Linked DNA regions of Homo sapiens: all the other regions are linked to region 3. A link is a contact called in ENCODE Hi-C or POLR2A ChIA-PET data. All regions are on one chromosome and are shown on one strand. The core of a region is the stretch at or near the end of the contact, and the rest is flanking DNA. Distances in the headings are between cores, read along the strand shown.

Evidence for each region. A loop is a pair of places that touch in the nucleus more often than their neighbours do. ChIA-PET counts read pairs that join two places held with the same protein, here RNA polymerase II (POLR2A). Pooled maps may share reads with other maps.
Region 1: a loop to region 3 is called in a pooled map, with 2.8 times the contacts of the local background. The contact joins the enhancer-like site here to the promoter of TRMO in region 3. A Hi-C loop is called at or near these places in 3 of 50 pooled maps. POLR2A ChIA-PET finds 5 or more read pairs at or near these places in 4 of 52 experiments (A549, A673, Panc1 and 1 more).
Region 2: a loop to region 3 is called in a map of Calu3, with 12 times the contacts of the local background. The contact joins the enhancer-like site here to the promoter of TRMO in region 3. A Hi-C loop is called at or near these places in 7 of 168 maps with a recorded cell type or tissue (CD4-positive, alpha-beta memory T cell, Calu3, IMR-90 and 4 more), 3 of 37 single-sample maps with no recorded cell type and 16 of 50 pooled maps. POLR2A ChIA-PET finds 5 or more read pairs at or near these places in 12 of 52 experiments (A549, CD4-positive, alpha-beta memory T cell, GM12878 and 8 more).

The regions. Positions count from the first base shown.
Region 1 is chr9:97,739,795-97,743,397 of GRCh38, reverse strand. All of the region lies in intron 5 of PTCSC2 (papillary thyroid carcinoma susceptibility candidate 2), which reads left to right. Among named protein-coding and RNA genes, the nearest start is that of XPA, 44 kb to the right of the region's middle. RefSeq lists an enhancer at 1,806-1,915. Within about 2 kb of position 2,062, at least 5 of the 41 ENCODE cell types and tissues checked have a DNase peak (open chromatin) inside an H3K27ac peak, as active enhancers do.
Region 2 is chr9:98,071,822-98,075,038 of GRCh38, reverse strand. All of the region lies in intron 2 of NANS (N-acetylneuraminate synthase), which reads right to left. It also overlaps a transcript of TRIM14 not described here. Among named protein-coding and RNA genes, the nearest start is that of NANS, 17 kb to the right of the region's middle. RefSeq lists enhancers at 1-406, 2,867-3,217. Within about 2 kb of position 1,863, at least 2 of the 41 ENCODE cell types and tissues checked have a DNase peak (open chromatin) inside an H3K27ac peak, as active enhancers do.
Region 3 is chr9:97,920,711-97,923,905 of GRCh38, reverse strand. It overlaps TRMO (tRNA methyltransferase O), which reads left to right and starts at 1,406. Exons shown (of 5, transcript NM_016481.5): 1 at 1,406-1,488. The coding sequence starts at 1,413. RefSeq lists an enhancer at 1,354-1,803.

The sequences.
Region 1 (3,603 bases), core at 813-3,312, 180 kb after region 3:
TCTCAGTTTTTGTTTTTTTTTTCATTTGAAAACTCAAGGATAGTATCTACCTTATAGGGTTGAAATAGGGATTAAACAAAATACTCTGTAAAAACACAAAATACAGGAGCTCTCAAGATTTGAAGGGCACTTACAGACTATATAATCCCATCTCTCTAACTTAGCACTGATGAGTCTCAATCTGATTTTAGGTCATCAGGGACAAATCATTTTTAATGGTTGGAAAATTATTTTTATTGTAGTAGGAACTACTAGCACATAAATCTCATTTTATTTCACAGATACAGCTTAGCAAAAATTTAATAAGCAAGTTGATATAAGAAAAACGTTGAATCAGTAATACTACAAGTTGTGAATCAGGTTCACTGTGTACTGGTTACCAACTTGTCTGAGTGGGATGAGATAGAACGCCCACACACAACAAGTTACATGAAGTGGGTTCACTGCTTACAGAGATGCAGCAAGGGACTGTAGAAGCGTAGGACGCATTTGAGGCCTGAGCCCTAAGGCTCCGGAAAGCTGTCCAGGGGAAAGGAATCTCGACTGTGTGTCTCCCACTTGTACGGCAGCGGAGGACCCTGGAAAGCAGCCTGTCCTGGGTTTTATACCCCGGAAAACAAGACTCGCTGGACTAAAGCGTTGAAAGACATTCTGTTCTGGGGAGGACTGGCACAGAGCCAGGCTGTTCCAGCCAGCCACTCCCTATCTCAGGATGTTGCCCTTCCAGCATATTCTACAGTTATTCTTGAGAACTACAAGGCAGAAAGGGGGTAGAACTGGATGAGTCCAAGGTCGCCTGGAGAAGTATCCCACACAGGTGGTACACAGACATGGCCAAATTAGAAATGCATGAAGTTCCAACACTCTGCAGTAGCCAAAGCACAAATCCAGCAGGATCCCAGACAGTGAAAGCCCATCATTCTTTTTTCTTTCCTGTGTGTGTGGTTTTGTTTTGTGTGTGTGTGTGTGTGTGTGTGTGTGTGTGAGACAGGGTCTCTCGTTCTGTCGCCCAGGCTGGAGTGCAGTGGTGCAATCACAGCTCATTGCAGCCTCAAACTTCCAGACTCAGACGATCCTCGTGCCTTAGCCTCCCTAATAGCTGGGACTAAAGAGGAGTAAGACACTGGGCCGCCTTCTTTCTTCTTCTCTTCTTCTTCTTCTTCTTCTTCTTCTTCCTTCTTCCTCTTCCTCTTCTTCCTCTTCTTCTTCTTTCTTCTTCTTTTCTTCCTTCTTCCTCTTCCTCTTCCTCTTCTTTTCTTCTTCCTCTTCCTCCTCTTCCTCTTCCTCTTCTTCCTTCTTCCCTCCTCCTCCTCCTCATCTTCTTCTCCTTCTCCTTCTTCTCCTTCTTCCTCTTCCTCTTCTTTTTTTTCATAGAGACAGGATTTCACCATGTTTTCCAGGCTGGTCTTGAACTCCTGGGCTCAAGCGAGCCTCCCCGCACCGGCCTTTGGGAGCCGACAAGGAATCCCTGTCTTCTAGTAGTCTTCAAAGCCAGATCCAGCTTGTCTAGGTTAAGGATTCGATGCCTCCAATGAGGCAGAGAAAATGAACATGCCCGTTCCCCCAAGGCCTTCAAGAGCCTCCAGGCTCACAGAGATTAACTTGTCCTCACCCGCCTGCCTGCCTTTTGTGCAGATCTCTGCATTGTCCTGAAGAAAGACTCCGGCACTCGGGCTGAAACTCCGTGTGCCGATGACCCTGGCCTTGTCCCGGGAGGCACTGGAAGGGATGGCGCCCGTCGCGCTCCTGAAGGCCCGGAGCCACCCGCTGTGAGCAGATAACCGGCAGCACTGGGCAGCGCGGAGGCGGCCCCACGAGGACTCAGCCCCGGGCTGGGAGTCAGGGATTCGCCCTGAAGCCTTGCAGGTGCCCCCGTCACCGGGCGTCGGATTCCCGCGGGACGCGGTTTTCCCCACGGCTGGGCCTCCCTTTGGGCGAGTCCCCAGCACAATGCGCGTCATCCCGCAGACCTGCCCGGCAGAGGCGGGCGGGCAGGAGCGCGCTTGGCTTCCTGTCTCGCTGAATGGCTTGAATGGGCGCTGGGCCCGTTCCTAATCCCCTAGCGGCTGACTGTCCCGGCAGGGGCGGAGGAGGGCGGGGGGGCTTGCAGCCCTGGCGTCTCCTCGCAGGCTGCAGGCAGTGGGGCCCGCCTGTTCTAGTTCCGCCTACCTTTCCAGGGTGAGACCGGCAAGGGGACTCTAGGCAGGCAGGCGCCCTCCTGGAACCTTCCGCCCTTCTCCCAGGACTATTCCTGTTCAGAGTTGCGTGTGCTAAGGTTACAAGCAGGGCGCTAGTGGTGGAGAAGAGCTTCAAGATCCAGCGCATCAGAACCGGAAACGCCCTTACTTATCATCCCCCTTCTCATTTTACCAGTGAGGAAACAAGTTCTAATGGTTCAGGAACTGCACACAATGAGTAAGTGAGAGACATAAAAGAGTCAAGGCTTCAGTCAGGTGGCCTTTCCAGTAGACCAGCTGTCTCCCAAACCTATTCCCTGCAGCATCCCCAAAGACTAGGAGATATTTAGTGCTCCTGACAAAAAAAGTTAAGCGAAGGCCCTCAGAAGTCCTGCAGTGTGTTAACGTGGACGATGTTAATGCAACCCTTTCCAAACTTACTTGGTAGCTCCTTCTTTTTTCACATGGCACCTTTTCTCAGAAGCAGAACTCTGAATCACACGATCTGGAAATTCTGCACTAGACCCTGCTGTAAATTTTCCAGAAGTGATTATGAAGAAGATGAGGATATTTCTGTTTAAAATTTGTTGAGTGTCATCCAGGTGGAAGGCTGTAAAATAAGAGGGATCCCTTTATAGATTCAGAGTCACCCGGTGCTTATTGGGCATCTGTTACTACCAGGTGTGTTCCATCTCAATTATCTCTGCTCAGCCTCCTAACAACCCTGTTGGATGATTAATAGAACCTCAACTTTACAATCGTGGAAACTGAGGCACATGGAACTGAGTAACTTGCTTAAGGTCACACAGCTAACAGCAAAAGTGGGTTTCAAGCCAAGTCTGAAATCCGGGGCCCTTGTTCTTCTGCCATGCCCCCTTGCTCCTCTTTCCATACAGTCTGTTAATGAGGCAAAAATGCTGAACTGGAAATAAAAGAAAAAACCCTGAGTTCATGCCCCATTCCACTCCTGTTGCACTGTGTGACCTTGGACAAGACCCTGTCCTCCCAGGTCTAAGGCATCCCCCCAACAATGGGAGGGTTAGAACAAGTTCCCAGTCCCTACATGACTTTCCTGCTCCAGCATCCCATGGCTCCACCACTCTGGTCCTCAGACCCAGTGGTCTAGAGGTTGTGCTATCAGGGACATAGATCATCCTGGGGAGTCGTCAGTTCAGGAACTGGGTGACATAAGGCTGGGCTCATGTCTGACAGACACCAGGACAGACCAGACCAGTAGCCTGTCTGAGAAGGCAGAGCATATGCCAGCTCACTTCTAGCACCTTGTCAGAGCCATGGGAAACTGTCACCCAGGGGCTCAGGGATGGAGTCAAGCCCTGTATGGTTCTGGTTCTTGGTAGCATGACTTGTGACACCCTCACAGGTGTTCCCCTCCTTCATGAGTGGTGAAGAAACTTGCAAGACTGGT
Region 2 (3,217 bases), core at 614-3,113, 150 kb before region 3:
CTGCCATGCCCAGTACCTTCCATACCTTTCCACCTCACTCCTTCCTGTTTGTGTCTCATAACACTGCTAACTAGCCCTAAGACAGAACTGAAAAAACATCAGTTTTAAATATATTTTTTCAATAAAATCTAATTTTCCTACCCTTCTCACTTCATTTGGCAGATGAAGAGAGTGCTTTCTGTTTAAAGAAGGAACCTTCCACTGAGTTTTCTTTTGTATAATGTTCATCTTGTGGGAGTGTGGTGTGGCCCACCAGGGCATAAACAGAAGCAGAAACCCCCCCAAGAGAGGGGCAGAGCGATCGGGGCAAGGAGGGGGGACAAGTGCAGAAAAACACCTTGTGAAAGCTTACCTACAGAGGCTGTAAAATCTGCATGGAATTCTGTAATTTTCAAGTAAAGAAAAAGGCCAATTCCTGCTGGAAAGGGAAGGGGCGCCTCATTTTGCCGCCTCCTGGGGAGCCAGCGCCACCCAGTGGACATTTAGAAAACTGCCACTCAGAGCCATCGGGCAAAGGGAATCTGAGTAATCTGGAAGATCCTAACTTTCAGCCCTAAGACAGTATCGCTGTGCCTAGGGGCTACTACAGGCTGGGTCAGCAACTGGTGACCCCTTTCTCTTCAGGGACTCCTTGACTTCCCCTAGCCTGCCGACCGTGCTATCGGGTTCCCTCTATCTGGGGTTCCATGCAGCCCGGCAGCCTCAGCACTCCTCTCTCCCTCCTGCCCCATAGCACAAAGTCTGTGGGAGTCTGAAGGGAGCTCAGGCATGTACAACTCTCCTCGGGCTCCCAGCTGAGTTCAACATGCAGAAATGGGTCCCATGGATAGCCTCGTTTGGGAGAAACACTACCCTGCCTTAATGCCTTCTTAGAGGGTCCCAGTAAATCAACTTAGCTGAGTTCCAAACCCAGTGTTTCCCAAACTTATTCGACTCAGAACTTTATTAATTCTGGCCAGGCATGGTAGCCCATGCCTGTAATCCCAGCACTTTGGGAGGCCAAGGCAGGAGGATCATTTTAGCCCAGGAGTTTGACACCAGCCTAGGCAACATGGCGAAATCCCGTTTCTACAAAACATATAAAAATTAGCCGGGTGTGTGGTGTGTGCCTGCAGTCCCAGCTACTCAGGAGGCTGAAGTGGGAGGATTGCTTGAACCCAGGAGGTTGAGGCTGCACTGAGCTGAGGTCGTGTCACTGCACTCCAGCCTGGGTGACAAAACAAAAAATAAACCAAAAAACCCTTTATTGATTCTAAATCAATTAATGAATGAGGGTGGACAACACGTGCCCACAGAACCCCATTTCTGTACTGTGTCCTGTGGGACACTCTGGGAACTGCTGATCTGAGTCAGGGGTAAGGAAAGAGAGGAGTGGAGCTGAGATTTTTCTAAAGTCCCTTCCTCTCCCCTCAGGTTTTGGATCCTTCAGGATTGGAAAAAAAAAAAAAGAAGCCCAGGCCAGGCGCGGTGGCTCACGCCTGTAATCCCAGCACTTTGGGAGGCCGTGGCGGGCAGATCACGAGGTCAGGAGTTTGACACCAGCCTGGCCAACATGGTGAAACCCCGCCTCTACTAAAAATACAAAAATTAGCCCGGCGTGTTGGTGTGTGTCTGTAATCCCAGCTACTCGGGAGGCTAAGGCAGGACAATTACTTGAACCTGGGAGGTGGAGGTTGCAGTGAGCCAAGAGCATGCCATTGCACTCCAGCCTGGGTGACAGAGCAAGACTCCGTCTCAAAAAAAAAAAAAAAAAAAAAAAAAAAAAAAGCCCATGGTGATGAGCTGGGGAGAACAGGGAGTCAGGGGAAGGGTGTAGCCACAAATAGGCTGGGCCAGCCTCAGGGCAGCAGCCTGTCAGAGGGCACCGTGCCTAGGACAGAGGCAGGTGCTGGAGGGAAGGGCGGCTTTGCTGGGATGGCCACTGTGTGTGAGGAGAGCATGTCCCTCAGGAGTCACCTTTTTGGTCATGGCTTCCATTTGCCTTCTCAATAGAACTTTCCTTTTAGACTAAAGACATTCTGCTGTTTCACCTGAGTTCCACAGCCTTGGTGCAACTTTCAACCAGAAGCCCTGACGGTTTTCTTGGCCTTAATAAAATTCTGCCACACCTTAACCTTTCCTCAGCACACAGAGAACGCCCTAGAACAGCATACAGTGTGGAGAAAATATGCATTCAATAAATGCCTGTTTCTATAAGGAAGTTAGGGTAGGTAAACACTGGGAGCCACTTGCTAGGTAAATACAGAACAAGGAACCAATCTACCTCCAACAGTTTGACAGAGGGCAAGGTAAATTAACTCTCGTAAAGGCTCTTAAAGAATGCACTTTCCTGCCGGGCACGGTGGCTCCCGCCTATAATCCCAGCACTTTGGGAGGCCGAGGTGGGTGGATCATGAGGTCAGGAGTTCAAGACCACCCTGGCCAACATGGTGAAACTCTGTCTCTACTAAAAATACAAAAATTAGCTGGGCATGGTAGCGGGCACCTGTAGTCCCAGCTACTCGGGAGGCTGAGGCAGAGAACTGCTTGAACCCGTGAGGTGGAGGTTGCAGTGAGCAGAGATTGCGCAACTGCACTCCAGCTTGGGCGACACAGCGAGACTCCGTCTCAAAAAAAAAAAAAAAATGCACTTTCCCTCACTGCCTGTGCCCTAGGTCAGGCAGGGGACTAGCTGGGGACAAAAGGCATTCCTCATCCAGAGGAACCTACCTGCCCAAATAGGCTGAGGCAGAAAAACTCCAAAGGGTTCTGAGTCACAGAACAGCCATCGCTGGGTGAGTGTAGACCTGGCCCTGTGCTGGCACCCCACGGGTTTAGCTCCCTGAATCCTCCAGATAGCCCCAGGAGCATCTTAACAATCCTGTTTTTACAGACGGGGGCCACTGCGGCTCCAAGGTTACATGAGGAGCCCAAGCCACACAGAGTGTGAGCACCAGGAGCTGAGCTCAGAGAGCCTGACTCTAAAACACCCATCACAGACACCAAGCAAATGGGCTGCCTGGGGAGCAGAGGGAAGGAAAACCAAGGAGGAAGCCCCGCTGCAAACACCAGACTCCTCCCTATCACCCAACTGCTCCGGGTTCTCAACCGATGCCACCTGCAGGGCACGGCCTAAAGAAGTGACTCCGCCTTGGCAGCCTCACGGGCAAGGAGGCACCTTTCTCCTAGGTCAGATCCAGGAGCTCAGGGAGCTTGCATTTCCAGGAAACGTGGACGG
Region 3 (3,195 bases), core at 157-2,656:
AACACCACCATCTAGTGGCAAGCGCAGTAATTCTGGCCCAGTTTTATAAACACACACATACACACACACGCGCGCGCGCTATATATATATAAAACAATGATTTTCAAACTTGTTTCTCCAGCTGCACAGAGCTGTCCCTCCTAAAAAAAATGGCAGCCTTTTCCAAGTTGTCCTGTAAAAATGACCTGCCAAAAGACACTATATGAATTTGATCAGTTTTATCTTATTTTTTAAACCACAATCTTTAATTATTTGGCTCCTCCTGCTGGTTATTTTCTACCAGAAATCAATGACAAATGGACAGACATGGAAACATCTTTTCATGGTTGTTAGACTTTTCAATCTGTGACTCATATGCTTTTGAATATTTTATACTGCAGATGTTAACAGATAAAAAGATAAAAGATTTTAAAATTTCTCCCAGAAAGAGAATTATATACAGAGAAACTTACTAAAGGTGAGAGACAGCATTACAAGTGGGTAAAAGATAGGCTATCATTGCAAGGACAACTGGTCATTGCATGGGATTAAATGATTCTTGTTAGCTCTTAGCTTCTCAGAGCTGTCCAGAAACGACAATAATCCCCACAATGCACATGGCATGTTGACTCTTATAATTCCATTCTCACTTCAGTTCCGGTAAGGTGTGGAGCACAAGAAACAGTTCCCACTCCTTAACCCCTAGCACATAGTAGGGCTCCTTTATAACATCCACCACACTTGAAATAAGACTTATTTGGGGTTGTTTCTGACAAAGCATAACTTATATTATGGAAAAATTTCCCACCACCCAGGGATAATTTTTTTTTTTTTTTTTTTTTTTTTTTTTTTTTTTTTTTTGATACGAGGTCTCGCTCTGTCACCCAGGCTGGAGTGCAGTGGCGCGATCACGGTTCACTGCAGCCTCAAACTCCTGGGCTCAAGCGATCCTCCCGCCTCAATCTCCTGGGTAGCTGGGACCACAGGTGCCTGAGAATTCTTAACATTTCTTAACGTCCAGTCCTTCCGCTCTGTGTTAATTACATATACACATCCCTTAAAAATTAGGGTCATACTGGACGTATAGGTTACTTAATAATGTTTCGAGAGAGACATAGTTGCGAGTTCTTCATGGAGGTGTGTTCCCTCTCAAAAAGCGCGGGAAGCCGGAGTCGCATTCTACCCTAGGAGGGCGGGCAACTGTAGCAGCTGTGTGTAAGATAAACGAGATTGGGGTCCCGGAGGGGCACACGCCCGGGATAGGGTTCGAAGCCCCATGGAGAACTCAAAGCTTCCCTCAACGCCACCCTGCGCGCGCACATTCTCCTGGGTTCGCGGGACCTCGCCGGCGAGGCCACTGCGCATGCGTCAGGCATGGAGAGCGGAAGCGGAAGGTTGAATGCGTCGGGTGGGCACCTCAGCAACCAGTAGCCATGCGCGGCTTGGAGGAGTCGGGGCCTCGGCCTACAGCGACCCCGTGCGGCTGCGTTAAGCCGGCTCTGGAGACAGGTAACTTCCAACACCGGCGGTGCCACACTCTGGAGAGGTTTAGGCCCAGGCAGCGGACTTCGTTGCCGAGAGGGGTGTAAAACGCACGATCTGGAACTGACGTGCGTCATTCTTTTACCTACGGCGAAGGCACGGGTCACGTGCTGCGGAGACCACGTGATGTGCTTTGGCGAGCGGGATGACGTCATCTGGCTTGTTCCGCTTTGTTATAAGACTTGTACTGTCTGCGTAGTCTTGGCTCAGTAGCTGGAGCAGCTACGTGCAGCGTAGGGGCTTTTCTCTTAGGGGTTTCCTTGCCATAGCGTATGGGAGATGGTGTTAGGCGGGTTAGGAATTAATAAATGCCATAGAGAGGCATCCTGCGCTGTAGGAATGAGGACAGAGAAGGGGGAAAGTTTCTGGGGGAGAAAATAGTTTTAAATTGGGCCTAGAAAGACAAGGCATGAATTTGTTTCTCTTTACTCACACGTTTTCATAGAGGAATATATTAGCTTTAGAAACTGGAAAGCAAATGGAAGAAAATTAAAATAACCTGCCAGAGAAAGCCATTGTCAATATCTTGGTGTCTACCTTCCACGCTTGTTTCTTTGCATACACACTTGGAAAGTGAGGTACTATACGACCTGTTTAGTAACGTTAAAATAATTTAAAAAAAAATCTTAACAGGGCAGTTAATGTTAATTATAACACTTTGGGCCGGGCGCAGCGGCTCATGCCTGTAATCCCAGCACTTTGGGAGGCCGAGGTGGGCGGATCACGAGGTCAGGAGATCGAGACCATCCTGGCTAACACGGTGAAACCTCGTCTCTACTAAAAAATACAAAAAAATCAGCCGGGCGTGGTGGTGGGCTCCTGTAGTCCCAGCTACTCGGGAGGCTGAGGCAGGAGAATGGCATGAACCCGGGAGGCGGGCTTGCAGTGAGCCGAGATCGCGCCACTGCACTCCGGCCTGGGCGACAGAGCGAGACTCCGTCTCAAAAAAAAAAAAAAAAAATTAACACTTTGTTTTGTTATTATTAATTTTTGTAGAGGCAAGCTCTCACCGTGTTGCCCAGGCTGGTCTCAAACTCCTGGGCTTAAGCAATCCACCTGCCTTAGCCTCCCAAAGTTTTGGGATTACAGGCATGAGCCACTGCAACCAGCCTAACGCTTTGTTTTAGATATGTGCTCTAATTTAACCAGCTTCCTGTTACTGAGCATTTAAGTTATTGCCAGTTTGCATTGTTCTAAAAGAAAGCTCTTGAAGCCGAAATGTTTGTGTACATTCTAAAGTTTGAACTTTGTTAAATTTCTTGGAAGTGCTATTACCTGGCCAAATGTGCTTATTTAAAAAAAATTGTTGCACACTGCCGATTACAGGTCTCATATTTTGACAGGAAGGAAAACGCAGAAGCCAGGGCTCAGAAGTCTACACAGTATAGGTTTGGGGAGCTAGAAGTCTAAAGTGTTGGATGGAACAGGGAGGTGGGAACCTTTGGATTCTGATTGTGAAGAAACTTGAGTACCAGGCTAAGAAATACAAAGTCTGTTAACAGTGGAGAATATGAAAAGTTTAAAGTTAAAGAGTTAGCATAACACAAGAAACTCTAGGAGTGTTGAGGATTCGTCTAGAGTATTTTGAGAAGGGGAAGAACTTGCAGTGGGGACAGAAAGCCTAAGAAGGGTAATTTAATAGTACAGGTGGAAATGAAAAGGACCTGAACTTAT